Linked DNA regions of Homo sapiens: regions 1 and 3 are each linked to region 2. A link is an interaction called in ENCODE POLR2A ChIA-PET data of the cell type or tissue named here. Cell type or tissue: Panc1. All regions are shown on one strand. Links, peaks and the distances in the headings refer to the core of each region. The heading gives the core; the rest is flanking DNA. Region 1 has its middle 53 kb from the start of ZFAND5. Region 2 overlaps ZFAND5 (zinc finger AN1-type containing 5). Region 3 overlaps TMC1 (transmembrane channel like 1).

Region 1 (5,400 bases), core at 279-5,278, 62 kb after region 2:
ATGCATTCTCATTGAAACATACAATATTCTTAAATTTCAATTTCTTCTTATCTTGCACCTACTTGAAACTCATCAATTATTCTCATTATCTTTAGAATGAGTTCTGAATTCCAACAAATCCTTCATGTAGGCTCTGCCTATGTCTTCAGCCTCACCTGAAACTCCCTTCTCAACCAACTTAGTCTTCTTTAAGTATTTCGTAATATACTATTGAGTTCCTTACCATGCCAAAGTCTTTCCCTATGCTGAGAACTGTTTTCCCTTTCCCTCCTTCCTGTCTGACCACCTTCTTAGCCTTTCAAATCTCACTCTAAAAGTGACTTCCTCTAGGAAGAATTATCTGTCCTCCCGACAGTTTTCTAGGGGACTACATCAGTTGCCATGTCATCTACACTCAATTCTTGCTCATCACTTTGTCCTTGGCATTTGTTGCCATGTCAATTCAATACTTGTTTGTGTAATTATTTGATATCCATTCCCTTGAAAAGTTATATCTTGTTCACCACTATCTCTCTAGTTCCAAGTACAGGCTTAGAACATTTGATTTGTTCAGTCCATATGTATTGAATGAATAAAAGATGACTTTTTTTTGGGACAGGATCTCATTCTGTTACCCAGGCTGGAGTGCAGTGGTGCTATCTCAGCTTACTGCAACCTCTGCCTCCCGGGTTCAAGCAATTCTCCGTAGTAGCTGGAACTACAGGCGTGTGCCACCACACCTGGCTAATTTTTGTATTTTTAGTAGAGATGGGGTTTCATCATGTTGGCCAGGCTGGTCTTGAACTCCTGACCTCAGGTGATCCTCCCACCTTGGCCTCTGAAAGTGTTGGTATTGCAGGCATGAGCCACTGCGCCTGGCCTTGAATGAATAAAGGATGCTTTTCCAAATGATAAAACTAAGATCTCGAGAGGTTAGGTAATACACCCAAGCTCAAACTGGTGACCAAGGGGAAAGCCAGCCCTTGGATCCAGATTCCATGATGCCAACACTTCTGCTAATATATATATATATATATATATTTGTTTGTGAAAATAACTGATTTATTGAAGAGTCTATAAAATTTAATAAAATTAGACTTTAACGAGTCTAATAAAATTATAATTGAGACATGTATCTTCTTTTTAATATTTAATTGAAAAATAAAAATTGCATATGTTTATAATATACAACATGATGTTTTGATATATGTATTTGTTGTGGAATGGCTAAATCCAACTAATTAATGTAACCATTACCTCACATACAAATTTTATTTTTAAGCATTATCAAAAAGTGAGTCCTTTCTATATCCTCATCTGAAAGTGCCTCAGCAAGGAAAATATTTTTTTAAAAATTGGGAGGGTAGAAATATGATGATGGTTCTTAAACTATTATCAGAGGAATATGGACAAAGGGAGGCAGAAGAATAGCCTGTTCTATGAAATTAGAATTGAGGGGCTCCATAATTGTTCTTCCTATTATGAGAGGTGTGTGAATGGAAATTTCAAAGAATTCCTAGATTATTAGATCAAGATTGTAGTTGGCTGTAGTTTCAAAGTTTCACTGTTTCTAAAAATTCTGTAGTAAATAGCCATCAGCTTGCATTTGAATATGCATAATAATTGTCCTTAGGAATGAAGGTGTCCCTCTCAATTTCTTCCTTTGTGCGTGTGTGTGTGTGTGTGTGTGTGTGTGTGAGAGAGAGAGAGAGAGAGAGAGAGAGAGAGAGAGAGAGAGAGAGAGAGAGAGGGTCTGGCTCTGTCACCCAGGGTGGAGTGCAGCCTGGTGAAATCTCAGCCTGGGGCTCAAGCCAACCTCTCACCTCAGCCTCCTGAGTAGCTGGGACTACAGGCATGTGCCACCATACTTAGCTAATTTGTGTGTGTGTGTGTGTGTGTGTGTGTGTGTGTATATATAAATATATATATAAATAAATATAAATAAATAAATATATATATATATATATATATATATATATATATATATATATATATATATCTTTTTTAAGAGTAGATGGGGTCTCACTCTGTTGCCCAGGCTGGCCTTGAATTCCTGAACTCAAGGGATCTGCCTGCTGCCTGGCCCTCTCTCAACTTCTGATCCAACTTTTAAGTTTCAGTTCTTACTTGATCAATTGTCACAAAAGGATAATTGTATTAGTTTTGTTTTGTTTTGTTTTGTTTTTTGAGACAGAGTCTTTCTTTGTCACCCAGGCTGTAATGCAGTGGCGCGATCTTGGCTCACTGCTACCTCCGCCTCCTGGGTTCAAGCAATTCTCCTGTCTCAGCCTCTGGAGTAGCTGGGATTACAGGCGTGCACCACCATGCCCAGCTAATTTTTGTATTTTTCGTAGAGACAGGGTTTTGCCATGCTGGCCAAGCTAGTCTCGAACTCCTGACCTCAGGTGATCCTCCTGCCTCGGCCTCCCAAAGTGCTGGGATTATAAGCGTGAGCCACCACACCCTGCCTCTGTTATGCTTTAGTTGTGAGAATGTGGGGAGTTGAGGGACCAGGTCCACTGGGCCTGTGGAAAGACAACTGGGGTGCTAGAAGTAGTGGCTGTTTACCAACTGGTGGAGAAATACTTTGATATCTTAACAACTAGTATAGTAATTCTGAGACAAGCCAGATGAATAGATGAATATCCATCTTGGATACATATGAGGTGCTAAACAATCCATTTTGAGTGTACTAAGCCCAGTTTGACTTTCTGGAAGTCATTTTTAAGGTTGAGCTCAATCAACAGGATGGAGTAAAGGATCACAGATGTGTGCTACACTCAAATGTGCGAGCAGAAAGAGTGCGAGGACTTCTCTTTCCTTGATTTTCTAGAGTCTTCATTGTTTTCTTCTCAACAGCGGGGTGTTAGGTGGGATGGGGCTGGGGGAATGGTCTTTGAGAAGATATAAGCAGGAAAGTTATCTGAAAGCAGCTTGCAGAAGGCTGGGGTATACGGATAGGGTCAGAGAGAGGCAAGAGACTGGGACATCAATCAGGATGCTCTTGTATGAATCCAGGTATAAGAGGATAAAGGCCTTAATTAGAGAAGGTGTAATAGAAATGGAAAGAAAGAGATAGATTGGAGAGAGGGAGGTTGTGGACTGTATCTAAGAGGCTTAGGTGATACAAATACCCACTGTCCACTATCCTAGCAGAGGAAAGAGTTTCCCACTATTGGCACCCAGTCAGTCCCAGCAGATAGAACTGCAAATACTACTTTTTCTTATCTCAGTTCATGAGGAGAGCTTTGTATCAAAGCTTGTTCGATCTTCCTAAGGCCCAGAAAGGAGAGAATGCCTTCAGAGAAGACCTAGAAAGTGGCAGAAGCATGAAAGAGACTTCTTCCTTATATTAGCTGCTTTCAGTCAGCGTTAGGAGTGTGTTGGAGGAGGCAAGGTTGGTGGCTTAGGGGGAGCTGGTGCAAGTAATGAGCCTGGCTGAGGCTGTGTCAGCATTTGTACACTGACTTAAGGTATACATGAACATTAAAAAGTAGAGTTATCTATTATAATATAGACGAAATGAGTTAAAGAAAAATGAAATTAAAAGCATAGAAGTTATATAGATGTGGCAAAATCTTGAAGGTGGTATGCACATCACTAAAGTTTGTGAAATGCTGATGTAAAGATGTAATCATTGGCTGGGTGTGGTGGCTCACACCTGTAATCCCAGCAGTTTGGGAGGCCAAGGCAGGTGGATTACCTGAGGCCAGGAGTTTGAGACCAGCCTGGCCAATATGGTGAAACCCCATCTCTACTAAAAATACAAAAATTAGCCAGGCGTGGTGGTGGGCACCTGTAATCGCAGCTACTCAGGAGGCTGAGGCAGGAGAATCGCTTCAACTCAGGAAGTGGAGGTTGCAGTGAGCCAAGATCATGCCATTGCACTCTAGCCCGGGTAATAAGAGTGAAACTCCATTTCAAAAAAAAAAAAGAGAGATAAAATCATCAAATAAATCTGACTAGAACTTGGAGTCAAGAGACCCGAATTTAATTCATGACCATGAAACATCCATTTTAAAGCACTGATTTTTGACCAAGGGCAAGTGGCTCGTGCCTGTAATCCCAACACTTTGGGAGGCTGAGGCAGCAGGATCACTTGAACTCAGGAGTTCAAGACCAACCTGGGCAACATAGGGAGACCCTATCTCTAAAAAAAAAAAAAAAAAAAAAAAAAAATTAGCCAGGCCTGGTGGCCCACCCTATAGTCTCCTCTACTTAGGAGGCTCAAGCAGGGGCCCACTTGAGCCCAGGAGGTTGGAGCTGTAGTGAGCTGTGATTGCACCACAGCACTCCAGCCTGGGCGACAGAGCAAGACCCTATCACATACACAATGTTAAAATAAAATAAAAAGACCAATTTTCGGTGTGGTAAAATGGGAAAATAATCACCAGTTCTTCTTATCTCTTAGTCTTGTCATGAGGTTCATTTTAGTCTCATTTGTTTATTTGCTCAACAAGCATTTATCAAATTTGGGCTGCCTGTTTGTAAGAAAGAGCTTTATAGTTAAAATAATTACTGGAAGGAGATATAGGTTTTTGAAATTTTTTCACAATGACCTGATATGTAAGTTTAAACTCTTGAGGGTGACCCTCATTTCCAAAGATCGCCAGAATAGATTTGAATTAAAATGAGATGTTTCCTTTCTCCAGCAAATATGAAATGAGTGTTAGTAGATAAGGGCATTAACATTAGAAATAGAAGGTGTCATTTTTCATTTAGTAACTTGAACACATAGAAAATCCACCTTTAACACATTATTATTGTTTATAAAGTGTTGGCAATACACATGGTACCTTGCAAAGTAGAAGTAGAAATGACAAGATCCTTTCCCCAAGGAGCTCAGATCATAACATTGTTGAACAAATCTACACAGCACAGCAGTATTGTGCATAATTGAGCTGATATGGTGGGAGAGGTCAGACTAGGGCTGTGGGCTGAAGATGTATAAAATGAGCCATTTGAAGCCAGGGGTTTGGGTGCTGGAAAGGCAGGAGGAAGGGTGTGCTTCAGACTGCTCCATGGTATCAAATAAAAAGTGTAGACAAAACAGGAACATAGAAATGTGAGTCAAGTGTGCCCACTTTTTGAGAAGTTGCTCAAAAAGAGTGCATTAGACTTGATTTCTTTTCTCCCTTGTCATTTTAAGCAGCAGCCTGTCTTAGTCTTTTTATGCTGCTATAACAAAGTGTCTGAGACTGGGTAATTTATAAAAAACAAAAATTTATTTCATATGATTTTGGAGGCTGGGAAGTCCAAGATCAAGGTGCTTACACATTTGATGTCTGGCTGAGGACCTTCTTGCTGCGTCCTCACATGGTGCAAAGGGGAAAAGGGCAAAAGAGGGATGAATGCTATGTCCTCACATGGCAGAAGAGACTGAAGGGGGAAAAAGGGTCTAGCTGGTTCCCTCCAGCTCTT
Region 2 (5,400 bases), core at 335-5,334:
TGCTACTACTCAGACCTTCAGAGTGATGGAGTCCGAGGGCTCATCTTACCTTCTCTATACCACTCTTACTTCCATTTTTAACTTGAAAAATTAAGTTGCCCTTCTAAATCTTCAACTTCTAAATTTTCAACTCAATTGTGACTTTTCATATTCAGAGAAATACTACCCTATGTCAGTATAGGAACTTTGACATACATATGTACCTCCCTAACTTGAAGCAAAAGTAGCAGCATGCAAAGAACTGACAGATAAAACTAGGGTATTTCCACCCCAAACTCCATCACAGAGAAGCAACAGTTGCACTCTGGTAATCATTTACCCCAGGTAAAGTCAACATGTACCTGTCACCCCTTGTTCTTTATGATCTGGCATAAACGCTACAGAGACCAAGTCCATGGGTGAATCTCTGTATTAGAGCCAAACCCAAAACAGAAATAAAACAGAACTCTTTTTGTAAACTAAGTCATACCTACTTTCTTCTTCAGAATTGTCATAAAACATCATCTTTTACAACATGGAGAAGCGAGGTAGGCCATAATTGTTCAAATTTCATCTTTCTCAAATTTTAAAATTGTTTTAATCCCAAAGGTGCCTATTGAATTCTTCAAAAATAAACTGCCTATCAGGTATCATACCTGCAAATGCTTCTAATATCTCTTGATTATCACTTGAACAAGTTCAGCGATGGCAAAGGAAAAAAAATTATATAGCCATGTAAAGTAACATTTTCTAATTTTCCCCCTTTAGGACTCCAACTATGGCTTAAAAACCCAATGAACAAGTGAAGTTTCCCTCTGTACATGGCTTTTATTATTTACATAATACAATATAGCATCAATGCTGAATAGCATGATTATGTGCAATACATAAATATGAACTATCTGTACACATCTGCAGGTCTAACTCAGAACTAAGGTACATAAAATTGAAAGCAAAACTGAATGCTTTAAGAATAAAAGTAAAAACTAGGACTGAACATTGCAATAAATCAGAAGTAGTGCCTCGTGTACATACTTAACTATTTACAGATGAAAACAGGCATTACCACAACACTAACTATACTCATTTATATATAAAAAACACAAGTTTCATACATCACAAAAAACCTTCCATTATAACACAGAAGTGATTATTACCAGACAAGCATCAGTGAAGTATACTGCCTTTTCTAGTTGTTATTGTACAATGCTGTAGATAATGCAGCCCATGCAATACACCCAAGAACACTAGAGTCCTACACCCAAGTACAATATGATAAAGCAGCCCTCTGCAAGTGGTGCTGGATACCACTAAGAAGTCTACTGCAGCCATGTTGGTTATGATTTTCCATGCAGAAGGGTACAGTTACATTAAGAACTGAAGTCTTTTAAAAAGCTTTAAACATTCTTTCTTGAACCAAAACATTCGACAAAAGATGCACATGAAAAATTATTCAGATACCTTTGCAACTTAAAATTCAGATGCATGTTATTCAATAGAGCTGCTGTATGTGAAAACCAAACGTAGAGTTTAAATTTCTTCTTGTAAACAAATTAATCCTAGTGCAGTTCTGTGCTACACATTTTTAGCAATGAGTAATGCAGACATCTTCTGGTGCAGGCCAGTACAATAAGCTTCAAAGGTTATCTCAAGACCCTGTTGTTGGCTTGATGGTTTTACTTATAACCAGTTTCGATGTTTACCTTTCACAGAATGTCTTATTTGACAGCTTTAGATGACCAATTTAACCAGGCTTATATATGGCGCCAAATACTGGTTTCACGGGAAAGAAGGTCTGATCCTCTTTATGAGCATTTCTTCCTGCTTCCAAAGAATATGTTGTGAAATTAAAGAGGGTGAAGTTTAACTATGGTAGAAGTAGACTGCCAGTCCTTTTCTGGTGTACCATTTTAAAAAAATACAGGCACATAACACTAGCCAAAGATTATACCTTGATTACATTCCCAAAAGGCAGATATGCTGCAAACATGCAGAGATTTCATTTATTTTGTTTGGCACATGGGAACTACATTTTGTTCCTATTATCTGTGTGTTTCACTTTGCTGTGCAGATTTTCATCCAATTTTTTTCAGGGGAGGGCATATACATTTGTAGGGCTGTATCTATCCAATTCTGCCTGTAACAAACACCCAAACATCCTAAAATATCAATTATAAGACAGACAAGTGTAATGTAAAACTCTGGAGAACATCAAAGAAAAATGGCCATGCATCTGCTCTTTAATGTTTTCCTACGATATATTAAAATAAAAACAAAGTTTCAGTCTCTTCACAAGAAGTAATTTATATTCTCTGAATTTTTTCAGCCACAACAACTGGATTCTCTTTTCTGATTTTTGCTGCAGCTTCTGCTTTGTAATCATACGGACAGTTGTGCTTGTCAGAGTAACGGTGAAGTCCACAAAACAAATTTCCACATCGGCAGTCAAACCCTGTACAAACGAAGAAGTAGAGTCATTTGAGAACTTGAGGCAATTAAAAGAAAAAAAAGCCTTAGTCACTATAGAAAAGGAACCAGATTTTCATTGCTTTGTAACATAAAAGACAGTGAACTCTTTTCTTCCACTTCCTGGTGATAAGACACAGTCAACTCTTACAGAGTCTATCACGTTAACCTGGAAAAGGAACTTTTAACTTCCTTTGACATGGTGAGAAATTCAAATAACTATGTTCAGTCTTTCCTTGCAAGGGCAATAGCGAAGTGTTTGGTAAGCCAAACCACGTGGAGAAAACAAAATGGGCTATCTGCCAGCTAATTTCTCCCAGATGCTCTCCCTCTATCGACTCCTGTAGATGCAACGCAGGATAAAATTTACACAGGCTCTGGAGTTAGGCTAAGCTGGATTCAAAACACAGTCCTACCATATCTTAAGTAATGCTTCCTCAAGTGAAAACAACCATCAAGGTCTGAGATTTGAAGGAGACAAGAAAAAAAGCACCAAGAACATTCCCTGCATAGCTCAAAGTAGGTGGCGCTTACTGTTAGTTCAGTAACATTTTCCCTAGGTATACAAAAACTTTTTATCAATCTAATAAAATAAGAGGGCCTGAGTTAATAGTTTTATATGATTAGGAGACAAATGGAAGTAAAACCCAACTTCTTTCCACCCCAATACCACCTCCTCCACCTTTCCTAGACTACAGCTAGTCAGGCTTTTTTTTTTTTTTTATGTGTAAGACCAACTAGTCTCTTAGGGAGTGACCAAAAGCTCCTTGTTAACTGCAGAAGTAAAACATACATTGTCTTGTGTTTTGTAATACCTGTAAGACCAACTTTCTTTCTGCACATGAAACATCTGTTTTTCTTTGGTTTGGGCAATTCAGGAGCTTTTTCTTCACTCTGAGAAGTACTGGGCTGAGAAACTGATGGACTGGGCTGAGTGACAACTGAAAAGGACAAAAACACAAATTTGTCAAGCATTCACTGGCTAACATTTTTAAGTCAAAAAAGGAAGTATTTAAGAGAAACAGGAAGATGCCTGATAAAAATGTTTATAAGTATTCCTTGAAAATACAAGCTTTAAACAGAATCTTCCATTTTAACATCAGAACTTGATTCAAATCTGAGAAATTCCTGCCAATCACCATACTACTTGCTTCTCTAATTTTGTAAAATGATCGCTTCACTCAAGAAATTCCTTTAAAACACTGGTAACAGCCAGTACTAAAAACAAAATCCTAATTCTGTTTTAAAGAGCTGGGAGATGTTAATCATATGCTCAGTTTTTCCACGTTATAATTTCCTAAATGCAAACTTTTCAATCAGGGCAGTTCAAATTCATTACATCACAGTAAATAACAGTAGCCAACTTTGATTTTATGCTTATAGGAAAAAAAATCCTGTAGATATAAAAACAGCAAATTTTGACAAATAAAACTCAAACCATTCATCCCTAAATCAACGTCAGATCCAAAAATTCCAAAACAATCATTTTACCATTTTCACAGGTGCACTAAACATCATAGGAAGACTTGAAAGATTTTTTTAAACCTTGGTTTTAAAAACAGATCGGCAAACAGTCTTTAGAAACTACTCGAGAAGTATTGATTTTAAACTATTAAGGATTCCACAGGCAGAACAAGAATCTTATCTAAAATGGGCATCCACTATCGACAGAGATAGCATCTACAAACAGTCCCACCGTTTCTCCACCTAAAAAGGCTTTAAGTTTCAGTGTACACATGGCATCAATAAAATTTCTCACAATGAACAAAAAATACATTACTGTACTAAAGCCCACACTGCCACTAGTTCTTTAACACAAAAATAACAAAATTTATATCTACTTACATATAATTCAACTACACCTGAAACACTATAAACTCAGGTTTTAATATTAATCCAAATGTAACAATAGCAAATTTATGTATGCAATGCTGAAATTACTGCCCAAATATGCCAGCACCAATGCTATTAGCATATAGACAAGCTCCTACAACAAGCTGATTGATTTAATGGCAATTTTCTCTAAAACTCTGCCCAAATTTATAATTCAATTGCATTAGCAATGAATCTACTGGGAGAAATAGCCTAATATTAGACTAAACGAACAATATTCTACCTACTGCTACTGTGACAACATTAATGTTTATCCTGATGTCATGAGGATAAAGAATAATCTAGGGGAATAGTTGTATGGGGTAGAGGGAGGGTGTCAGCCATTTCTTTGGCCACATCTGAAAAATGAACTACGGCTCCTGAGACAAGGGAAGAAGGGGGAATAAGAAAATGACACAGAAAAGGCAAATAGCAGTGAATCACAGAATGCCTACTAAGTAATAATAAATGCAGACTAGCTCTAACCCAAGACTATTCTTCCAAGGTCAGAGTAATTTTGTATTTAAAAACCAAAACCAAAAACAAAAACCCAAACAAAGGCATCACGGGCAAACTAATGTGGTCAGTTTAAGGATGGAGCTCATTTCAAAATGCCAAATATAGATTCACCTGCCAAACTTGAGAATTTGGCCTTAACTTTGTAAGATTAATACAATAAACAAACTTGACTGCTGTTAGCAAAAGCCAGCCTCCAAAGCAGACTGTATAACCACTGACAGTATTTTTTCACAACAGAAGTTTTATATTGCATTTAATCAGCACTCTGCCAAAAAAGAACAAATTGATAAAATAAGCTACGTGCACTATATAAAGCACAGAAATCTTTTTGTTCTAGGGCCTAGTACAGGTAATTCAAGTCAGTCTTCTTCCACCATCAGGGCACTTCTGGTTGTGCTATATAAGCAAAGTTTCCAAAGTCACCATATCTCATGAAAACCAAAATGCCTTTCCACACTGAGTTTCAAACTCCCACAAAATATGATAGGAATATTGTACTTCAAATAAGTTCTAGTGTTCAAATATGTTGTTCTACTTAAAAGTTTTCCACAACATTGACAATAT
Region 3 (5,400 bases), core at 198-5,197, 290 kb after region 2:
TATATTGGTACTACTAAAGTCTAATGGGATGCTTGTATTATGGTGTGATAATATAGTTAGGATGACCACTTGTCATGGCTGGCCTGTGAGAATCCTGTTTAATATCTATTGTTCCAGTTTTCTCCAACTTAACATTTTAGCACTCAAAAGTATGTGATGTGGAGGATAAATTTTATGGTCGCCAATCCTTTATTGTAAAGAATCGTGATGCAAAGGCTCCAGTGTAGTCATCACTCATCTCTTGATTTAGGCATCTAAGCTATCCAGGCATCATCATGGGGGTGAGCAGCCTGAATGACAGTAAGCTTTCCAAGTATGGGGACATGCACTTAAGATAGGTATAGTTATTCCAGTGCCAATCTCCTCTTACCTGCTGTATGTCAAGAATCAGGCAACATTTAGGAAATGAAACCACAAGTCTTTGTCTCTTTTTTTACCCTTTATCTCAAAATGGTTTTTACTTGGGATTTGTTTTTTTGTTTTTTGTTTTTTGTTTTTTTTTTTGAGACGGAGTGCCGCTCTGTCGCCCAGGCTGGAGTGCAGTGGCGCGACCTCGGCTCACTGCAAGCTCTGCCTCCCAGGTTCACACCATTCTCCTGCCTCACCTCCCGGGTAGCTGGGACTACAGGCGCCCGCCACTACGCCTGGCTAATTTTTTGTATTTTTAGTAGAGACAGGGTTTCACTGTGTTAGCCAGGATGATCTCAATCTCCTGACCTCATGATCCACCCGCCTCGGCCTCCCAAAGTGCTGGGATTACAGGTGTGAGCCACGGTGCCTGGCCTTTAGTTGAGATTTGATTATGAATGAAAATGTAAAGAAATTTGCTAGATGTGTCCATCTTTTCATGTGGCAGACAATATGGACTAGATATATGGTGGTCAAAATTATGTTTGTGGGTATAGCCTAATAGCCTAAACCAATGACACTTATGTGGCAGTTTTATTTATTTATTTTTTCTTTTTAAGACAGGGCCTCACTCTGTTGCCCAGTCTGGAATGCAGTGGTGCAATCTCAGCTCACTGAAACCTCCGCCTCCTGGGTTCAAATGATCCTCCTGCCTAAACCTCCTGAGTAGCTGAGATTACAGGCATGAGCCACCATGCCCAACTAATTTTTGTATTTTTAGTAGAGATGGTGCTTTACCATGTTGGCTAGGCTTGTTTTAACTCCTGACCTCAAGTGATCCACCTGCCTTGGCCTCCCAAAATGCTGGGATAGCAGGCGTGAGCCACTACGCCCAGCCTCACCCTGGACTTTATGACAATGCCAAATATATGCACTGTGTCAAAAACAGTCCTCTTCACTGTCCTCCAGTAGAAAAAGCTCAATAATGGGTCTACAAACTCCTGGATTTAGTCCAGGCTATGTAATTTGTGGAACTTAGTGCCAAAAGTAGGGTCCTTTGTTCAAAAATTATTAAGAATTTCCAGATGGCAACAGTGGAACAGTCAATGAAGCACAGGATCCTTCTGTCCCCAAGGTCCTGAACAACTGCAGAAACCTTGTGCCCGTGCATTCATCCCTCCTTCTTGGATCCTTTACCTGTTGATCTCCTTCGTTTTCTTTCCAGACAACAATTATGGACAACTTATTATTAATATATGTGAGCCACTGTGTTCACTATCGGAAATAAAAATATGCTTATAAGGTAGTCCCAAATCTTTTTTTTTTTTTTTTTTTTTTTTTGAGAGACAGTCTCGCTCTATTGCCCAGGCTGGAGTGCAGTGGTGCGATCTCGGCTCACTGCACTCTCCACCTCCCGGGTTCAAGTGATTCTCCTCCCGCAGCCTCCTGAGTAGCTAGGATTACAGGCGTGAGCCACCACTCCCGGCTAATTTTTTGTATTTTTAGTAGAGACAGGGTTTCATGATAGTGGCCAGGCTGGTTTCGAACTCCTGACCTCATGATCCGCCTGCCTTGGCCTCCCAAGGTGCTGGGATTACAGGAGTGAGCCACTGTGCCTGGCCCCAGATCTTAGATTTTGGTGATTAAGGACTTCACGAAGTAGATGAAATAACACCCAGAATTTGGCTGGTTTATTTTCTCCTTAAGATGCTCAGCTGTGATTTTCTGTATATTAGTCTCAAGCTGCAAATTCTCTATTCCAGGATCTTATGATCTGTGTCCTAACTACATATTATAGGGCCCCAGTGGTCCCTATGCCTCTGGTTCTATTGTCATCACACACTTCCTGTTTCATTCCTATAGACAGATTTATTCATGACTAGGGAACAGATTATGCTAGTAAAGGTGTTGGTTAACATGAGTTTAAGGCAAGAACTTAAACGTAAATATCTCTAGGGATTGGACAGGCAATATGCCTTAAATAGTAAAGCTATCAGGTAGGGATTGACTGCATGCCTGCAGAGGAAACTGCTGCCTATTTAGCCACAGAAGATTATTGCCATGTAAAAATGTGAGTATGGTTTGTCACATATTTTTAAAGAAAAGTCAGAAATCCAAAAATTTGTATGAAATTTTTAAACATTTTATATTGTCAATTCAATTTTTAAAAAGACTCAATATAGGCAGAGAAAAATAACTACAGCCCAAGGTTAAGCCAAGAAGTATTGTTTTTCTACTTTTTCTTCGTAGTCAGATTTGTTCAGATATAATTCAGATGTAATAAATAAACCCTTTAAGTTCTATGAGTTTTAACAAACACCTACATTAGTGTGACAATCACTGTAGACAAGATATAGAATAATTCTCTCGTCTCCCCTCCAAAATTCTCTCAAGCCTCTTTGTGGTTAATTCTCCTAGCTCCTGACAATCGCTAATAAATTTCCTGTCTATAGTTTTGCCTTTTCAAGAGTGTCAAATAAATGGAACACTACTGTATGTAGCCTTTTGAGACAGGCTTCTTTCACTGAGCACAAATAATTTGACTTATTCACGTTGTTATATGTATTTAGATTGTTTCTATCTAATTTTCAAAGGTTTTTTCCTTCCTTTCTTCTCCTTTCCTCCCTCCTTCCTTCCTTTCTTTTTTTCTTCTTCCTCCTTTTATTCTGCCTTTTTTCTCTCCTTCCAACTTTCCCGCTTTTTTAGATATCACATGTACAGAAGTAGATTAATCTTGATGTTTATTTCATAACATACTCTCATTTGGGCCCATGCATGGCTTGTATTTCAATAGCTCTATTGAGATAAAACTCATATACATTCACATGGAGAAACAGCCCTGTGGAGGGAAAGAAATTGATATGCAGTAAACTACACATACTCATTTACAACTTGAAAAGTTTGCCATATGTATACACAATGAAACCATCAACACTTTCAAGGTAATAACATATCTCAGTTTCCTTGTGTCTTTATGTTATTCTTCCCTCCTTCCATCTGATCTGCTTTGTGTCACTGCATTTTCTAGAATTTTATGTAAATTAAATCATATAGCATGTGCTCTTTTTTTTGTCTGGCTTCTTTCATGCAGCACAATTATTTTGCCATTCATATCAGTTTTTGTGTGTATCAATAGTTCATTCTGTATTATTACAAATTAGCATTCAATTACATGAATACATTGCAATTTATTCATTTGTGAATGGACATTGCATTATTTCCAGTTTTGGCTGTGACAAAGATTCATGTGGAAGTCTGTATAGGGACATATGCTTTCATTTCTCTTGGGTAAATGTCTTAGAGTAGAATGCCTAAGTCATATGGTAGATGTATGTTTAACTTTTAAAGAAATTGCCAAATTGTTGTCCAAAGTGTGTACCATTTTACATTCCTGGCAGCAGTGTATGAGAGTTCTAGTTCTTCACCATCCCCCTTCCAACACTTGCTATAGTCAGTCTTGCAATTTTAGCCATTTTAATAAATGTGTAGTGATATCTCACTGTTGTTTTAATTTGCATTTCCCTAGTGTCTAGTTATGTTGTGTCTTTACTTTTGTTTATTTGCTATCATTATCTTCCTTGGTCAAATATCTGTTTAATAATTGATACATTTTTTATTGGACTGTTTGTTTTCTTATTAGTAACTTTGGAGAGTGCTATATATATTCTGGATACAAATCCTTTAACAAATGTATGATTTGCAAATATTTTCTCCCAGTCTGTGATTGTCTTTTCATTCTCCTAGCAGTCTTTTGAAGAGCAGATGCTCTTAATTTTATAAAGTTCACTTTATGTTTTTTTTTATTTTGTGGATTGGACATTTGGTGTTATATCTAAAAAAAAATCTGCCTAACCCATAGCCTTATGTGTTTTCTTCTAGAAGTTTTATAGTTTTAGGTTTTACATTTGGGTCTATGGTCCATTTTGAGTTAATTTTTGTATATGGTATAAGATGCAGATTGAAGATTTTTTTTTAATATGTGGAAAACTGATTGTTCCAGCACTATTTATTGAAAAGACTAATTTCTCCATTAAATTGTCTTTGTACCTTTGTTGTGAATCATTTGCCTATATATGTGTGAGTCTATTTCTGAATTCTCTTTTCTGTTTCAGTGATTCATCTATGTTGATGCCAATGCTACACTGTCCTGATAACTGTAGTTAATAAAGTCTTAAAGTTAGGTAGTAAAAGTCTGCTATTTTCTTCCTTTTCAAGGTTGCATTTTCCTATTCCAAGTAATTTGCATTAATCAAAAAGTACATGGAAAATGTGTATTATAACAAAAGGTATGGAATTTTAAAATTTTCAAAATTCTTTTGCATCAAAGTAAATGTGTACTAACTTGTTATAATATGTGTGAACAGGAGCTAGTTTGAGGCACTAAAAAGGATAAATCATCAATTTAAAAACAGCCCCTATCAGAGCAACATGAATTCTGATAAAATTGAAGCAAGAACAAATATCAAATTTATCGTGAAGCGTGGGTGAAAAAAGGGTGAAATCATTGATGCTTTATGAAAAATTTATGGGGAAAATGTCACATTATCAAACAGATAACTCATTTTAAGAACAGATGATATGATGTTGAAGTCGAAGCCCACAGCAGCAGACCATCCACATTAATTGATAGGAAAAAAATTCATCTTGTTTGTGTCTTAATTGAAGAGCACTGATGATTAACAGCACAAGTAATAGCCACAACCATATACACCTCAACTGGCTCAGCTTACACAATTCTGACTGAAAAATTAAAATTGGCCAAAGTTTCCACTCTATGGGTGCCAAAACCATTGTGCCCAGATCAGCTGCAGGCAAGAGTAGAGCTTTTGACGGAAATTTTAAACAAGTGGGATCAAGGTCCAGAAAGATTTCTTAAAAGAACATTAATAGGAGATGAAACATGGATTATCAGTATGACCCTGAAGCCAAAGCACAATCAAAACAATGGCTACCAAGAGGTGGAAGTGGCCCAGTCAAAATAAGAGCAGACCAGTCAAGAGCAAAGATCATGGCAACAGTTTTTTGGATGTTCAAGGCACTTTTCTTGACTTT

What was found. ChIA-PET counts read pairs that join two places held together with the same protein. Peaks named below come from ENCODE experiments on the same cell type or tissue, not always from the same donor. Only the 100,000 strongest peaks of a DNase experiment are listed, where the experiment ranks them.
Region 1: POLR2A ChIA-PET joins it to region 2 with 5 read pairs; 17 of 35 experiments call an interaction of 5 or more read pairs at or near these places.
Region 3: POLR2A ChIA-PET joins it to region 2 with 5 read pairs; 3 of 35 experiments call an interaction of 5 or more read pairs at or near these places.

Annotation. Positions count from the first base shown.
Region 1 is chr9:72,415,941-72,421,340 of GRCh38, forward strand. No RefSeq gene overlaps it. Among named protein-coding and RNA genes, the nearest start is that of ZFAND5, 53 kb to the left of the region's middle. In Panc1, for the core only: no CTCF peak of the experiment used is centred there; no DNase peak of the experiment used is centred there.
Region 2 is chr9:72,353,671-72,359,070 of GRCh38, forward strand. It overlaps ZFAND5 (zinc finger AN1-type containing 5), which reads right to left. Exons shown (of 7, transcript NM_001102420.3): 6 at 3,261-3,386; 7 at 1-2,431. The coding sequence ends at 2,283. Among named protein-coding and RNA genes, the nearest start is that of ZFAND5, 8.8 kb to the right of the region's middle. In Panc1, for the core only: no CTCF peak of the experiment used is centred there; no DNase peak of the experiment used is centred there; H3K27ac peaks cover 2,443 bases.
Region 3 is chr9:72,640,147-72,645,546 of GRCh38, forward strand. The region is part of intron 4 of TMC1 (transmembrane channel like 1); the gene reads left to right. Among named protein-coding and RNA genes, the nearest start is that of TMC1, 120 kb to the left of the region's middle. In Panc1, for the core only: no CTCF peak of the experiment used is centred there; no DNase peak of the experiment used is centred there.